Regions from separate parts of the Homo sapiens genome. Here all the other regions are linked to region 1. The links are chromatin loops, found by intact Hi-C in ENCODE. Cell type or tissue: A673. All regions are shown on one strand.

Region 1 (5,000 bases):
GTCCCCTCGAGAAGTGGCCCACTCCATTTCTGCATGGGAATACTGAGGCTTGATTTCTCTTATAGAGCCTTCCCAAGTTAGAGAGGCTTCAAGCATTTTGATGCCATGAAGCTTTCTTGCTGCTGACTTGGCTGCCTGATCAGCTAGCTTGTTTCCTTCAGTTATTTCATCCACTCCCTTCTGATATCCCTTACAATGCATCACTGCTACCTCTCATGGAAGGAAAACTGAGGATAAAAACCTGTTAATTTCCTGATGGTATTTTATAGGAGATCGATTGGCAGTAAGAAAGTGTCTTTCTTTCCAAATGGCAGCATGAGCATGGAGAACTAGGAAAGCATACTTGGAGTCAGTGTAAATGTTAGCTACCTTTCCCTTGCTTCACTCAAGAGCTCTTGTAAGGGTTGTCAGTTCAGCTATTTAAAAGCGTGTGCCTGGAGAGAGAGACACACTTTCAGTAACATCATTCAGAGTGACCACTGCATATCCTGCTTCACAGACTCCTTGCTCTACAAAGGAGCTTCCATCTGTGAAGAGGGTCCAGTCTCAATTCTCTAGGGGTTTTCCGGAGATCTTCCCTGGCTGCATAGGTCTGTACCACAGCTTGTTCATGTTCTAGTTCCCCCATTCCCTCAGGGAGGAAAGTGGCTGGGCTTAAGCAAGAGTAAGTCTTTAACTGGATGGTGAAAACTTCTAACAGCAGAACTTGATATTTAAGGAGCCGACTGTCTGTTAACCAAAGGCTTCTCTTAGAGGACAGTAATCCCACCACATTATGCGGAGTATAAACAGTTAAGTCATTTTCCTGGGTTAATTGAAGGCTTTTGGGACTAGTAGGGCCACGGTGGCAATGCTGGCCATCCTTTAGTCCCAAATCTTGTTTCTTACTCAGGTTACTCATAGGCTGTTGAGCTGGTCTTCAGGCCTGTGTTAAGACTCCCAAGGCCATTCCCTTCCTTTCTGATGCATACAGATTGAAGGCCCTTCCTACAGGGAGGCTGAGAGCCAGTGCCTTTACTAGGGCCTGCTTTAGCTGGTTCCAGGCCTTTTGAGCTTCAGGTTTCCAGGTTAAGAGATGAGATTTAGCTGCTTGAGTTTGTCTTATGAGGTGATACAGAGGATGAGCTATCTCACCATACCCAGGTATCTATAGCCTGATAAAGAGAAGTGAGAAAAAGGGGCCCCTTTAGTCTCCTTCCTTGTGGTGTGAGCCAGGGTGGAGAGGAAGGCAGTGGAAATGTTCTTCTTGCTCTTTTCCCTCTGTGGTTCCTGGGTCCTGGCACCTTGTTGAATGTTCCACCCCTGGTTGTAGGCGTGACCTCCAGCCATAGAACCAGAGAAACTAAGCAATTGGGGTTATTCACGCCCACCCAAGTGGCTCTAGTCCACTGCTTATGATTTCCTTTTGACTTCCTAGACTTGTGTGACCTGCCTGTCTCTCTGAAAAATGGATCTCAGGAAAAACTATGTAATAGTTTTTAGGGGCAAGGCCCCTTTAATGGAGACAGCATGCTAGGTTGAACTCTGTATCCTGCTATTATGACCAGTGCTGAAGCGTTTACCCTTAGAGAATGGTTTTGGTTAACTCCCGAACTTCAAATCCCCTTACTAATGAAGTACCACTCTAATTGGAGGTCGAATAGGTGCCTCAAAAGAACGTACGGGGCCAGGCGCAGTGGCTCAAACCTGTAATCGCAGCACTTTGGGAGGCCGAGGCGGGCGGATCACAAGGTCAGGAGATCGAGACCATCCTGGCTAACACGGTGAAACCCCGTCTCTACTAAAAATACAAAAAAAAATTAGCCGGGAATGGTGGCGGGCGCCTGCAGTCCCAGCTACTCAGGAGGCTGAGGCAGGAGAATGGCGTGAACCCGGGAGGTGGAGCTTGCAGTGAGCCAAGATCGCGCCACTGCACTCCAGCCTGGGCGACAGAGGGAGACTCCGTCTCAGAAAAAAAAAAGAAGAACATAGGGACCAAATGGCCGTTTTCTTGATAATTTGGCCTTGGAGGATATTTTAGCCCTAATTGCTGAAGGCAGAATTTTCCTATTTACAGAAGCAGCATGTAGCCTAGCTTTTAATAGCCACAAAAAGGGGAGAGAATCGGGAGGCTACCATGTTTCAGTGAAGGACCGACAATGTGCCTCATGGAGAGGATCCCTATTCCACTAGGTGGTGCTGTTGACCTTGAAATACCATGTGCTCTCTAGACCAAGGGCAGAGTGACCTTGACATGCCATATGCTCTCCGGGCCAAGGTCAGAAAGAGACCTGGAAATGCCATATGCTCTCCAAGCCAATGGCAGAGAGAGACCTGGATGTATCATGTGTTCTCCAGACCAAGGGCTGAGAGAGAGAAATGCTCTCTTTGGTTGGTTTGGGAGCGGGGGTGGACTCTGTTCCTAGAAAATCACAGACACCTTCTCTTGAGCTATATCCCTGGTTAGTACAACATTTCTTAATCTTGCCAAACAAGATTATGTCCCCGAACTGTAAAACTTCCCACACATTGAATACATAGAAAGGATGAGAAATACGATGGCCCTGGACAGGTAAGGAAGAAATTACAAAAGGAAAGTTGGAGAGCCCATTGCCAACACCGCACTGGGGCCATTGGAGGCTGGGGTAAGTACAGAAGCCTTTGGATAATACCGAGGGGTAGCCCTGATTGGAAATCCTCAGTTGTCCCAGGACTTCTTCCAGTACCACATGATGTCTAAGTCCTCCATGAAAGAAAACTGGTTTAAACATGGCTCACTGAGAACTCCCATACCCTTGCTATCTGCCTAAGTGATTACTTTTTAACTCCTATATCACAGTTACCTCCCACAAGGTCCCTTCCTCAACACGTGGGGATTACGGTTTGAGATGAGATTTGAGTGGGAACAGAGAGCCAAACCATATCATAGTGTGTTGCTTAATTTTCAAATATTTGGAAATTTTTTATTATTCCTTCTGTTATTGATTTCCAGCTTCATTTCATTGTGGTTATCAAATTGTATGCATTAAAACATTTTTAATTTATTGAGACATTTCATGGACTAACATATAGTTTATCTTGAAGAATATTACATGTGTTTTTGAGAAAAATGTTTATTGTGCTATTGTAGGGCAGACTGATGAGTGTGTGTGTATTTGTTTGTGTACTTTAGGTATTGATGGTTTATGCTATTGTTCCAGTCCTCAAGTCCTCTATTTTTAATTCATTTTCTGTTTAGAAGTTCTATTCATTATTGAAAGTGGGGAATTGAAGTCTTAACTAGTACTGGACAGTAGTATGTTTCCTTCTTCAATTCTATAAATGTTTGCTTCAAATTTTGAGTCTGTCTCTAACATATATGTGCTTACATTTGTCACATCTTCTTCATGATTTTACTTTTTATTATTACATAATGTCCTTCTTTGTGTTTTGTAACAGTCTTTTTGTGTGTGTTTTGTTTTGTTTTGTTTTCGCCTATCTTGTCTGGTATTATTAATTTAGAAATCTGAAATAAAAAATGTTCCAAAATCTGAAATGTTTTGAGGTTCAACATAATGTTAAAAGAAAATGTTCACCGGAGCATTTGGGATTTCCATATTTTCAGATTAGCTATACTAAACTAGGAAGTATAATGCAAATACACCAAAATCTGAAAAAATCAGGTATCTGATTTTTTTTCTAGTCCTGAGCATTCTGGATAAGAGATACTCAACCTATATAGCCATCTCCAGTTCTTTTTTGGATACTGTTTAAGGGTTTGTGTTTTTTTTCTTCCCCCCATCCTCTTACATTCAGCCTATTTGTGTCTTTGGCTCTAAAATGAGTCACTTTACACAGCATATAAGTGAAGCATGTGTTGTATTTTAATCCATTCTACCAAACTCTGCCTTTTGATTGTAGAATTTAATCCATTTACATTGAAAAAAAATGATGGAGAAGGAGTGACCTCTAAAATTTTGCTATTTGTTTTCCGTACTTCTTATGTCTTTTTTGTTTCTCTTTACCTTCTTTTGTTTTTAATTTTTTGTAGTGTACCATTTTGATTTCTTCTCATTACTTTGTGTGTATATTTTTAAAATGTTTTCATGGAAGTTACTATGAGAAATAATATTAATATCCTAAATTTATAATAATCTAGCTTAAAATAATATTATATTAGCCTTAACAGCACACAGAAACTCTGCTCATATTTATCTCTGTCTTTATTTTGTTTTTGTCACAATTTATTGTGTGTGCTCATTAACATAGCTTTATAATTACTGTTTAATGCATTTGTGAAATCACTTAGGAAATAATAGAGGAATTAAAAATAAAAAATACAGCAATACTCCTTTTTATATTTACCTATGTTGTCATATTTAACAGAGTATTTTATTTTCTTCTTGTGATATTTAAGTTTCTGTTGATTGTTATTTCTAATCAACCTTAAGTTCTCCCTTTAACATTTTTTGTAGGGCAAATTGACTAGTAACAAATTTCTTCAGCTTTTGATTATCTAAAACTGTCTTATATCTTAATTTCTTCCTTATTTTTGAAGATAGTTTTGCCAGATGTAGAATTGTTGATTAATGGGTCCTCCTTCCCTTCCCTTCCCTTCCCCTCCCCTCTCCTCGCCTCCCCTCCCCTTCCCTTCCCTTCCTTCCTTTAATCTTTCCTTCTTTCCTTCATCTTTCCTTCCTTGCTTTAAAAATGTCATTTCACATCCTTCTGATGTCCATGGTTTATAATAATAAATCTTCTGTTATTATGGATAATCTTAAGTGATGAATTGCTTCTTTCGCTGCTTTTAAGATTCTATCTTTGTCTTTGATTTTTGAAAATGTGATTATAATATATCTTGGTGTTGATCTCCTTGCATTTACTTTCTTGGAGTCCATTGAGTTTCCTAAATTTGTACATTGTGTGAGTTTTTTAAAATCAAATTTAGGGAGCTTTTTTGCCATTGTTTTTTCAAAGATTATTTTTGTCTCTTTCTTTTCTCCTTCTGAGATTTTCAGTACGTGTATATTCTATGTATATTG
Region 2 (5,000 bases), 250 kb after region 1:
AATATGAAGGTAGGATTTCTAGAAAACATTCCAAAAGAATCTCCCTATAGAAACAGAAAAAAATAAGCCCTGCTTTCCCAAGCTTCTTCTATTTGGAGTTACTCTTTTTGTCCAAATGCAGTTTTAACTGTACCGTGTACTCAGCCAGTCCAGAAATAGAGAATAAATCAGCAATTTCATATTTAATGACTGATTGTGCAGGGAATTTATTGTACCTTTCTTTCCTATCTTGCAATCTCTTCTAACTTTTCCTTATCTAGCAATTTACTTCCTATGGACTGCAACTCAGAGGCATTAAGCTCAGTTCCCTTAGCAGCAACACCAATGCCATGACAGGTACTTTCTAATCTTCTACACTGGGGTGTTAATTCTCGCCCCCTATACCTCCAGTCACAGACATCCCTCTATTAAATGAAAAGATTGTCTGAAATTATTGATTTTTTTAACCCAAATGTTATCTGTTTTTTTTGAGTATCATTTTCTGCAGGCATTACCTATCACATTGAACAACTTTAGGTTTCTGTGATTAGCCAAAAGTTACCTGAACTTGCTATGCCTATTTGAATATTTTTCCACTGGAATTCTCTGCTGTCCCTCGTGTACCCACAGCTAATTAATATTTTTCCACCCTCTGCTACCTAGAATGACCAGTATGTCTTATGTAGGCACATCATCAGAATAACATTGGTAGTAAACTGATATTCAGATGGAGATTGGTGCTCATTTTCCCTTACCAATTACTTTGCATGTCAAGGGCTCGGGGTTTCTCCAAGAGCAGAAACATTAGGGAAATCTCTGACTATAGGTTTTTGGCTCAATTGCAGCCATTATTAATTTGAGTGGGCATCAGTTTCTTGTCAGACAGAATCTCTGGGCAAAGGTTATTGTAGGAGGACTATTTAACATATCTTTCCACCGTGGTACCCTTTTGAGAATTAAAGGAAGTTGGACAGAGGTTAAATTTTCAGGATGCCTAGGACACCAGTCATAAACCAGGCAAACTGAGTTAATAGTCCCTCTAGTTATTAGGTTCCTGGTTCCAGAATCAGGGAAGAAATTTTTTGCATACGTTTATTTAATGCTTATTTGAATTACAATATACTAGGCAATTTGCTGGGCCCACAAGCTACATGGAGATTCAGGAAGACATATTTACCTTCATGGACCTTGTTATCTAATAGTGAAAGCAACTGCACAGTTATAAGTATGATGAGAACTATAAAACAAATAGAAAAATATGATGAGAAAACATAGCTTGGGAGTGTCAAACTAAAAATAAATTTGAGAAAAATATCTCCAAATATGTTTTTATTTAAGACTGAGAAATGAGAATTAAAATTGGAATGCATGGAATGGCAAACCAAAAGCGCATCTGGTGTTGGAAGATTAAAGGCAAGTTTTTATTGGCAAAAAGGAAGAGGTTCACAGAAACTGCTTAGAACAAGAGTTCATTGGTCCAGAAGCTCAAAACCAGAGTTGTCATCTATTCATTGGTGGAGATGCCATTACTGGGCAAGTGTCATTTTGAGAGCATCTTATCTAAATTACTGCAGGCCTGAAGAATTCCTAGAGATTAAACGTCATAGAAGCATATGTATATGTGCAAAATATGCAAGCCATGTAAAGGAGATGCATGAAGGACATGAAGGGATTTCTTGTGGGGATTTTAGAAAATCCTTGGAAACAGATTCTATCTCACACATGAAAGTGTGAGCCTCCTCTGTCTTCATGCCTTCCCAGCCCTATTTTGTCTGAGTGTGATGGCTGTGATCTCATCCTGGTATCTGCAAGGATGCTAGCCTAGCTTTGGAAATTAGGGAAAAAAAATTGGAAAATTGACATATAAGCCAAAACCTCAAAATGAGAGTGAGACAAAAATATGCAACGCTGACCAAGATGGCCCCACAGCTTGACTAAATTTTAGATGGGCTTTCTACTGACTCTAGGTCCCTGACCTTTTATTTGAGCATTTACTTTAGCAAACTTATAATTACAAATTCTTTCCCTGCCTCCTTTGACATCTAAATGTTCTCCCATCCTCTTCCCAGTTTTCACAAAAATAAATGTTTTTCTCAAGAACCTAGGAGCCACCCCTTTGCAATGCAATTACCAAACGACATAGTACCCCAATCTATCTCCCAGTTTCTGTGGGAGGGTAGAAGCCTAACTTAGATAAGGATAATTAGCAAACACAGATGGCCTAACAACATTGACTACATCCCACCTAGTGTCCTTTAGTGCTTTTCCATGAGCTCACCTCAGCTTTACAAACCCTCCTGCCTTTTGTTTCAGCTGAGCTGAGTTCAGCCACTCTTCTGTATGGCCATAGTCTCTCTTCTCTAATGCAAGAGTTTCAAATAAAGTCTCTCTTGCTTATTTACCTCTATCCAGTGCAGATTTTCATTGATAAAATTCAACTAAAAATAGGCAATGTGGGACTTTAAGGAAGAGAGGGATAATCAGTATGGTTAAAGTATAGAGAATGAAAAGGTTGGTTAGTAGTTTTTGTGTTGATGAAGGGGGCAGAAAAACATTCATTTATTAAGATACTATAGAGAAAATAATTCATTTGTTGCTGCTTTCATTCAACTTCTATAATCTAAGCCCTAAATATTTGCTCCTGATGAATTCTTTCTTTAATACCAGGTTTCACTAAACCATTGTTTAAGTTTTGGCCACTAGTTCAACAACATAATTAAATTATGTATAGCATAAACTATGCTATTTGTATTAGAATGCAGAGGAAAGGAGGAAGGAAGGAAGGAAGGAAGGAAGGAAGGAAGGAAGGAAGGAAGGAAGGAAGGATGGAAGGAAGGAAGCAAGCAAGCAAGCAAGCCGGGAGTGAGGGAGGGAGGGAGGAAAGGGAGGGAGTGAGGGAGGAGAAAATGGAAAATATAAAACAGTTAAAGGAACACTTTCTGACTCTTGGAATTTAAAACTGAAGTGAAGCATTTATATAAAAATATTCCGAATGAATGTTCAATGAGGGACCAAGAAGACAGATATTTTCAGGCTGATGTTGTCTGTTAAAATATATTTGAAACTCATACCATTTCTACTTGTTAAGTATTTTTAGTTATTGGTCAACTTTACAAATTTTTCTACTTATTTCTTAAATTATAGTTTGTTTTTATTGCTGTATAATTGTCTCAACTGAATAGAATTTAATAAATTTCTTAAAACAAATAATTTCTCTTGACATCACCTGACATTACTCAGTAGCACAGCAACTCTGATTCAAATGGTCACCTCCTTTGCCACACCCTCCTTTCTCTCTTCTAAATATTAAGATTTGATCTACTTTTTAAAAATCATCCATTTAGTGAACATTTATTGATATCTACAAAGTATCATTATGGAAGAGCCCCAACATTTTCTCCCCTCAGCCCTACCTCATACTTCAAGAAATAAAATACAAATACTGCTGTGACTCTATGAGTAGGCAGTTAATGAGAATGTATTTGCTACTGTAATACAGGAGAGGGCTTTTGCTTGTGAAATGGAAGAGCTAAGTTGTAATTCTCAACCCTGGCTTCAATTAGAGTCACAGGGAGGACTTTTTCAAATACCAGACAGAATGAGCCACATCCTCAGACATACAGTTGGAATTGTTTTGTGGTAGAGCTAGGGTATCTATATTTTAATTTCATATAATTGTTCCTTGGTATTCATGAGAAATTGGTTCCAGGACCCCCTCAAATACCAAAATCCATGGATGCTCAAGTCCCTTATATAAAATGGTGTAGTATTTTTATATAACCTACCCACATCCTCCTGTTTAAATTATCTCTAGATTATTAATACAATGTAGAAAAATTGTATTGAGTACCTAATACAATGTGAATGCTATGCATATAGTTGTTATATAGTATTGTTTAAAGAATAAGAAGAAAAAATTATCTACACATTCAGTACAGATGCAATTTTTATTTTACAAACATTTTTGATCCACAATTGGTTGAATCCACAGATGTGGAACCCACAGATACAGAGGGCCAACTATATATATATTTTTTCTATTTCCCCAGGGGAACCTAATGTGCAGTCACAGTTGCACACAACCATGTGTCTAAGAGTCTATGTAAGGTAATCTCTCCTGATCTTTGTTTATTAGGAGGGCCGTGTACACTCCTCATGGCTTTGTAGGAGGATCTTCTGCCCTAGTTCCAACCTGGGAGATATTAGGGAGAAAAATTTAGTGTTTTTCTTTCCTCATTACTGATTGCTTCTCACAGCAGGAAGAATGGATAAAGATGTGGTATTCATTAAGCATATCTCAAATACTTGTCTGGAGTTTGTTTTCTAGCCACTTGTAGCTGTTTGCCTTTTAGACTATCATGACTAAGCAGAGTATTTATTTCTCATTGTAGCCTAGCCTAGTTTATTAAAGTTCTGTAAGTTATTTATGGCAAAAGTCTCTGTAGGTAATAACTTACGCCTTGCCAGCATCATTCTATGTAGATAGATTTCTCCCATTTAGATGGGATGAATGGTTCAAAAGAAAATTTGTAATCCTGGAACCCTTGGTTAAATATCATATTAATGTTACCTGCTCTAATATTATCACATAAATTTGCCTATATAGAAGCAATTCTGTCTAAATCAACTCATACTCTAAATATGACATGGGAAAAATTAAAATAACATGATACTACTACTAAAGACAGTATTGGTGATGTTATTGCTATCAATACTAAGAATTACTTATAGCTTCTATTTATTTTCAATTTATATTCATTTTCTCATTTAATCTTCACTATAAATCTATGCAATAAATATATTAGACTCATTTTTAGATGAGAAAACTGAGGCTCAAATAGTTTAGGAAATAAAGCTGGAATTTGAAATTAAAACTGTCAAACTCTAAAACATGATGTTCTTAGTAAATATTAAATTAAGTATAAATTTTTACTATAGTAAATATTAATAGCTACTATTTATTTATTGCCATCATGTGCATGATATTCAGCAGATATTCCTGATTCTCACATTACTGCTAT
Region 3 (5,000 bases), 440 kb after region 1:
TACTACTGTCTGCTAATTGAGAGGTAGAGATGTAAAAAAGATGGTAGAAGACTTCTTGGGAAGAGGGAAAAGCATGTGTAAATACAAATAACAAAAAATGTATTTAGAGAATGGATAATAAAAATGTATTATTATAATCATTCAGCCAACACACCTCTGCAAATTCATTTTCAATCTGCACAGTCATGTGAAATATTTAAAAATGGATGCAGAATTTTCAACAATTTCTATGTGTGATTTTTTAAAAATTATGCTGATTTTATCCTACATAGATAGATAAGTATGTAGATGTTGATAGGTAGAAAAGTTTAGGTTAAGAAGCAAATGTAAAAAGAAAAAAACTCTGACAAATATGTTCTAGGAAGTTACCCCAGAGAGTGGTACAACTCTATAGTTTTATCTATTACCTCAAAATAATGGAAACTTCTAAATATGGTTATGGCTGTTAAGATTATTAAATTAACACCATTATAAGTAATTTCACTTTCTTTCTATGATTTTGCAATCTCTATTTTGTATGATCCACTCCTTCAAAAAGAATTATCAGATGTAGTGAACTTCATGCCATTTATGTTTATAGAAAATAAAGACCTCAAGTAACTATACACACATTTATAATATTAGGATTAAAACAGATGCAATATGATGTAAATTCTTGGGGACAATAACTTTCAAATGCATTTGAGTCCTAATTGAGATTTCTTATATTAAAAAATAGGATATATTTTCAGTGAAAGGTTGATGGAGATTTCATACTCGGTATGTGTCTGATATCTCAATTCATTGTCTTTTAAATGTCGAAGTAAAAGGAAGCAATGTCCACAGACCCAGTCTATCTATATATTTTAACCCTTAGGAATTATAATTTCTAGAAAAATCAATAGAAGATGGAAATATTACAGGCATAATTGTACGAGAGGGATGTTTCAGGGTGGCTACCAACTTCTTCCTTTTTATATTATTGAGAACACTTTTTCCATATTCAAAGAAATGAAATTGCTCCAGTAAGGTTGAATGATGCAGGGTAAGAGAGTTTGCCATTTACCCTTTCTTTGCTCTTGTGAGGCAGCTATTCTGCCTTTTCTTGAGCCCTAGATTACAGAAGTGTTTGAAAGCTTAGAAATAAACACTCTTCCCATCCCGCTATCCATCTATCAGTGAATTCTTCTTCAAGTAAAAACACAAGTCAGACTGATAGAAAAACTATATTTCCAGGTATGGCTGTGCATATGGGGGGGATATTTCAGCTGGGGGGATCACTAATGGAATATACCATTTATAACTAAAAGAAGAATATAAGCCTCTTTATTTATTTATGCATAGTGTTTTTAGATGACCAAATCCCTAGATAGATAGATACACATTAATACCTAACCAAAACATATAACTTTAATAAGCTATTCATAAATGACTGCACATATCTATAAATTACCACATTCATCTATCAATAACAGCTGAAAATCGTGTGCCTTGGATGACACACACTGATAGTCTGCACTGCAAACTTTGTTTAAAGCACTAAATACAATATCAAGTCCTCTGTCAATGACAGCAGAAGGTTCTAGTGCACTATTTGTTTCATAATCCTGTATTTAGCTGACTCTTTACTTCTCTGCAGCTCAAGTTGCCGGCAAATGCTGAACTGGAGCACGAGAGTCAATCCTTGTTTGGTTAACAAATTCCCCGCAAAATATCCCCCCGAAACCCCCAGGAGCTGTAGTGATGTCATATCCGTTGTCCAGGTCTCCACACCTCTCTCAGCAGTTAATCCCTTTATCTATTCCTTGGGTCAAAACTTTTGAGGTGGGCTAGCTATATAGCAGCGGGGGAGAGGGTAAACTGGGGCGCGCGGGTTGGAGGCGCTTCAGCACCGCGGCCAGCGCCCACTGCAGCCCAACCCACTCTCTAGAGCTCCCGGACTCCTAGCTCTGAGAATGCCTGCGGAATGATCGCCCCCCAGGGCGGCTGCCGCCGCTGCCGCTGCTGCTGTTATTGCTACTGCTGCTGCCGCCGCCTCTGCTTCCACTCGGCTCTGACTGGCAGGCAGAAAGTGCAACTGACGAGGGAAAGGTCTCTGCAGTGAGTGGAGAGCCTACATAAAAGAGAGTAAAGAGGGGCAAAAACCCAGATCAGAATGCAGGCGACGTCCAACCTTCTCAACCTCCTGCTGCTGTCTTTGTTTGCCGGATTAGATCCTTCCAAGGTATGAACAATATTTTGAGTCTTGTTTGAAATAAATGTGCAATATGTAACAAACCTAACAGAAATGCAAATAAATATGTCAAAAACGGGACGAGAGACAGCTCTTTCAGCTACCTTATGGTGTCTGGCGTATCCCCACTGCTTGGAACATAACAAGGTGAACTACCGGAGGAATAGCTCCTCAAGGTAGAGTCCTACTGCGCGGGGGGAGGGACTAGGAGAAAATATAATGTGCATGGGCAGCGGGCAATGCGGCTCTCCGGGGAATTTAGCTTATTCCGTGTCCAACTGCTTAATGCTCTCTTTTGAAGTCGGACGGGTAATGCAAAGGAGTTTGCAGTAGAAACAATGCAATTTATAAACATGTATTAGGACATGGTGAACCGTTTCTTTGTTGAAAGCAGGGAAGCGTTTTCCAGCTGATCCTGGTCAATAATACTCCCATCGCAGACGTGCTGCGGTTTGTGTCCAAAACATTTGGGATGCTGCTTGTAAAACACATGGCAGAGCAGCAGAGCTATACTCTCTGCCATGGCTGAGAGGCGTTGGTGAAAGGAGCTTGTGTTTGTTTCTTCCTTTTCATTAAGAAAATTAGGGGGCACTGAGGAAGTTCTGATTATCAGTGTTAAGAAACAGGAAGTGAGAACCTTAACAAACTAAGGAGGGCAATAGGAAGGATGAGTTAACTCATAGACGTTGAACTCTGAAAATTATCTAGTACTGGCAATGAAAGTGAACGCTAAACTCCTTTGATAAAAAGACAGGAAAATATGGACAAATATTTTCAACGATGTCTGAGAAAAGTCTTGATGACAAAGTGAGATAATTTGAAAGCTTCAGCCTTCTAAGAAAATCATAATGACAGGGAATAAGAGATAAGCCACCTGGTGAAAAAGAGTAAGAGATACAATTTATTATTTTACTTATTTAACTGGCCAACAGCAATTTGACAATATAGGAAGAATGATTCCATGCTATAAAACTAATACAAGCTATATTTTGGAATATTATAAAGTTATTTTTAAAGCTTTACATCATGTGTGTAGTGTAGACAAATTAAGTTTCCTTTCATTACTGAATAGAACTAAGATGTAACCAAGCATAATTTAATACTGTGGTTGTGATATTTGTAGGCCTAATATAGTATACAGTTAAAACTTAGAATCATGTCGTATATATTTGTAATTATTTCTGTACTCTTTCATATTTAGAAGGACCTGATGAGAATAAATTCATTTTATTTTAAAGCTTTGATTGTACTGGTATTATTGATGTAAACGCTTCACTCTGTGTGAATGTCATCTTAATAATCTTAAAGGCATATTTTATATACTAAGGTGTAGCTTTAAAGCATTTTACACTTAGGAAAAAGTGTTGATTTTGTTTTTATATTTAATTTTTTTTCTTCTTGACTCTGCACCCTGTAGTGACACATTCTATCCACTGCCACTCTTTTTATATGATATTGTTTAAAACTTTTGAATACATTCCATATGATTTGGGAATATTCTTGGTAAAACATTTTCTAAAAGCAAAGTTAATCACTAAGTTACTGCAGAAAAAGTCACTTGACTTAAAGTGAGTTTTATTTGTTTTTCTTTAAAATAAATTCAGAAATGTAGAGCTTCATTAACAATTTTGTGTGTGATTTGATTTGTCTGTTATCTTTGATGCATAAATATCTTCACTGCTTGCACCCCTTTCTTTCCAAAATTAAATATGTAGATAATTTTCTGTTAAATATGAAGACATTTTTAAAATAAGCAATGCATCTTTGGTCAATATAATCTTTTCTAGTTTTGGTGAGTTTATTTGTGTGTATTCAATGCTACAAAACTTTTTACTTTCTTCAGAATGAGCTGTGGATATTTGCTACAAATGAGCTGAAAAATCCAGGGAAGGCATACATTAACTTTTCAAACTGTCCTTCTCAGCTTCCACATACTGCAATACAGTGTGCAAAGAACAAAAGATGATTTTTTTAAAAGACGATATTTGTTCTATATCATAGACATTACAGAGAATATTAAAACTTTCAAAACAAGTAATTTTAATGTTGTAAAAAGTTTTAGGACTTTTAGACAAAACATTGCTTTAAAAAATGAAGAGAAGCTACTTTTGTATTAATATTATATATTTATATTTATATAATATATATTTATATTGCTCCCCCCCAAAAAATTACAGATGGCACCATTGTGTCCTCAAAAGAATTGTCAATTAGGTTATAAACTAAGAATTTTGTAAAATTTTATTTTTCATTCTACTAGTTACTTAAGGGCTTAGATTTTAAAAGTCAGGATTCATAAAGCAAATTATATATGGTGAAATTAAAATTAAAAATCCAATAATATAGTACTACAAAAAATACAGTTTTTGGACAAATAAGAAATAATTTGTGATAACACTTAAATGAACAGAAATGCTAACCAACTGCCTTTTTGCATACTAATACATTTGGAGTGATATGGGTCATCATCAAATTTTCAAATAATTTTAAGTATTATTCTATATTGTTATACTTTGTTTATTTTATATATGTATATAATATATATACCTCACATGGATAAACAGAAACTGGCAAAATGGGAAAGCTCTTAAAATTGAATAGATTTTTTTTAGGTATAGGATTTTACATATATCAAATACTGGAAATCTACATCTTAGAAAGTACTTCTTATATATTAGTTTACCTGAAGACAACTGGGTTTTCTAACAACAGTGCCAATTCTATTTCATGGAAGACTATATAATGTTTACATTTATAATGCGGTGTGTGTCTTTTTTTTTTTTTTCTG

Evidence for each region. A loop is a pair of places that touch in the nucleus more often than their neighbours do. Peaks named below come from ENCODE experiments on the same cell type or tissue, not always from the same donor. Only the 100,000 strongest peaks of a DNase experiment are listed, where the experiment ranks them.
Region 2: it touches region 1 in a loop (10-fold over the local background); 3 of 110 quality-filtered maps call a loop at or near these places.
Region 3: it touches region 1 in a loop (6-fold over the local background); 2 of 110 quality-filtered maps call a loop at or near these places.

What each region holds. Positions count from the first base shown.
Region 1 is chr1:102,431,853-102,436,852 of GRCh38, reverse strand. No RefSeq gene overlaps it. Among named protein-coding and RNA genes, the nearest start is that of OLFM3, 440 kb to the right of the region's middle. In A673, a CTCF peak has its summit at 2,177 (motif pointing right); a DNase peak (open chromatin) is centred at 2,202.
Region 2 is chr1:102,183,205-102,188,204 of GRCh38, reverse strand. No RefSeq gene overlaps it. Among named protein-coding and RNA genes, the nearest start is that of OLFM3, 190 kb to the right of the region's middle. In A673, no CTCF peak of the experiment used is centred here; DNase peaks (open chromatin) are centred at 1,464, 2,784, 3,514 and 4,154; H3K27ac peaks cover 5,000 bases.
Region 3 is chr1:101,993,951-101,998,950 of GRCh38, reverse strand. It overlaps OLFM3 (olfactomedin 3), which reads left to right and starts at 2,025. Exons shown (of 6, transcript NM_058170.4): 1 at 2,025-2,203. The coding sequence starts at 2,135. In A673, no CTCF peak of the experiment used is centred here; DNase peaks (open chromatin) are centred at 1,960, 2,440 and 2,790; H3K4me3 peaks cover 3,515 bases; H3K27ac peaks cover 3,082 bases.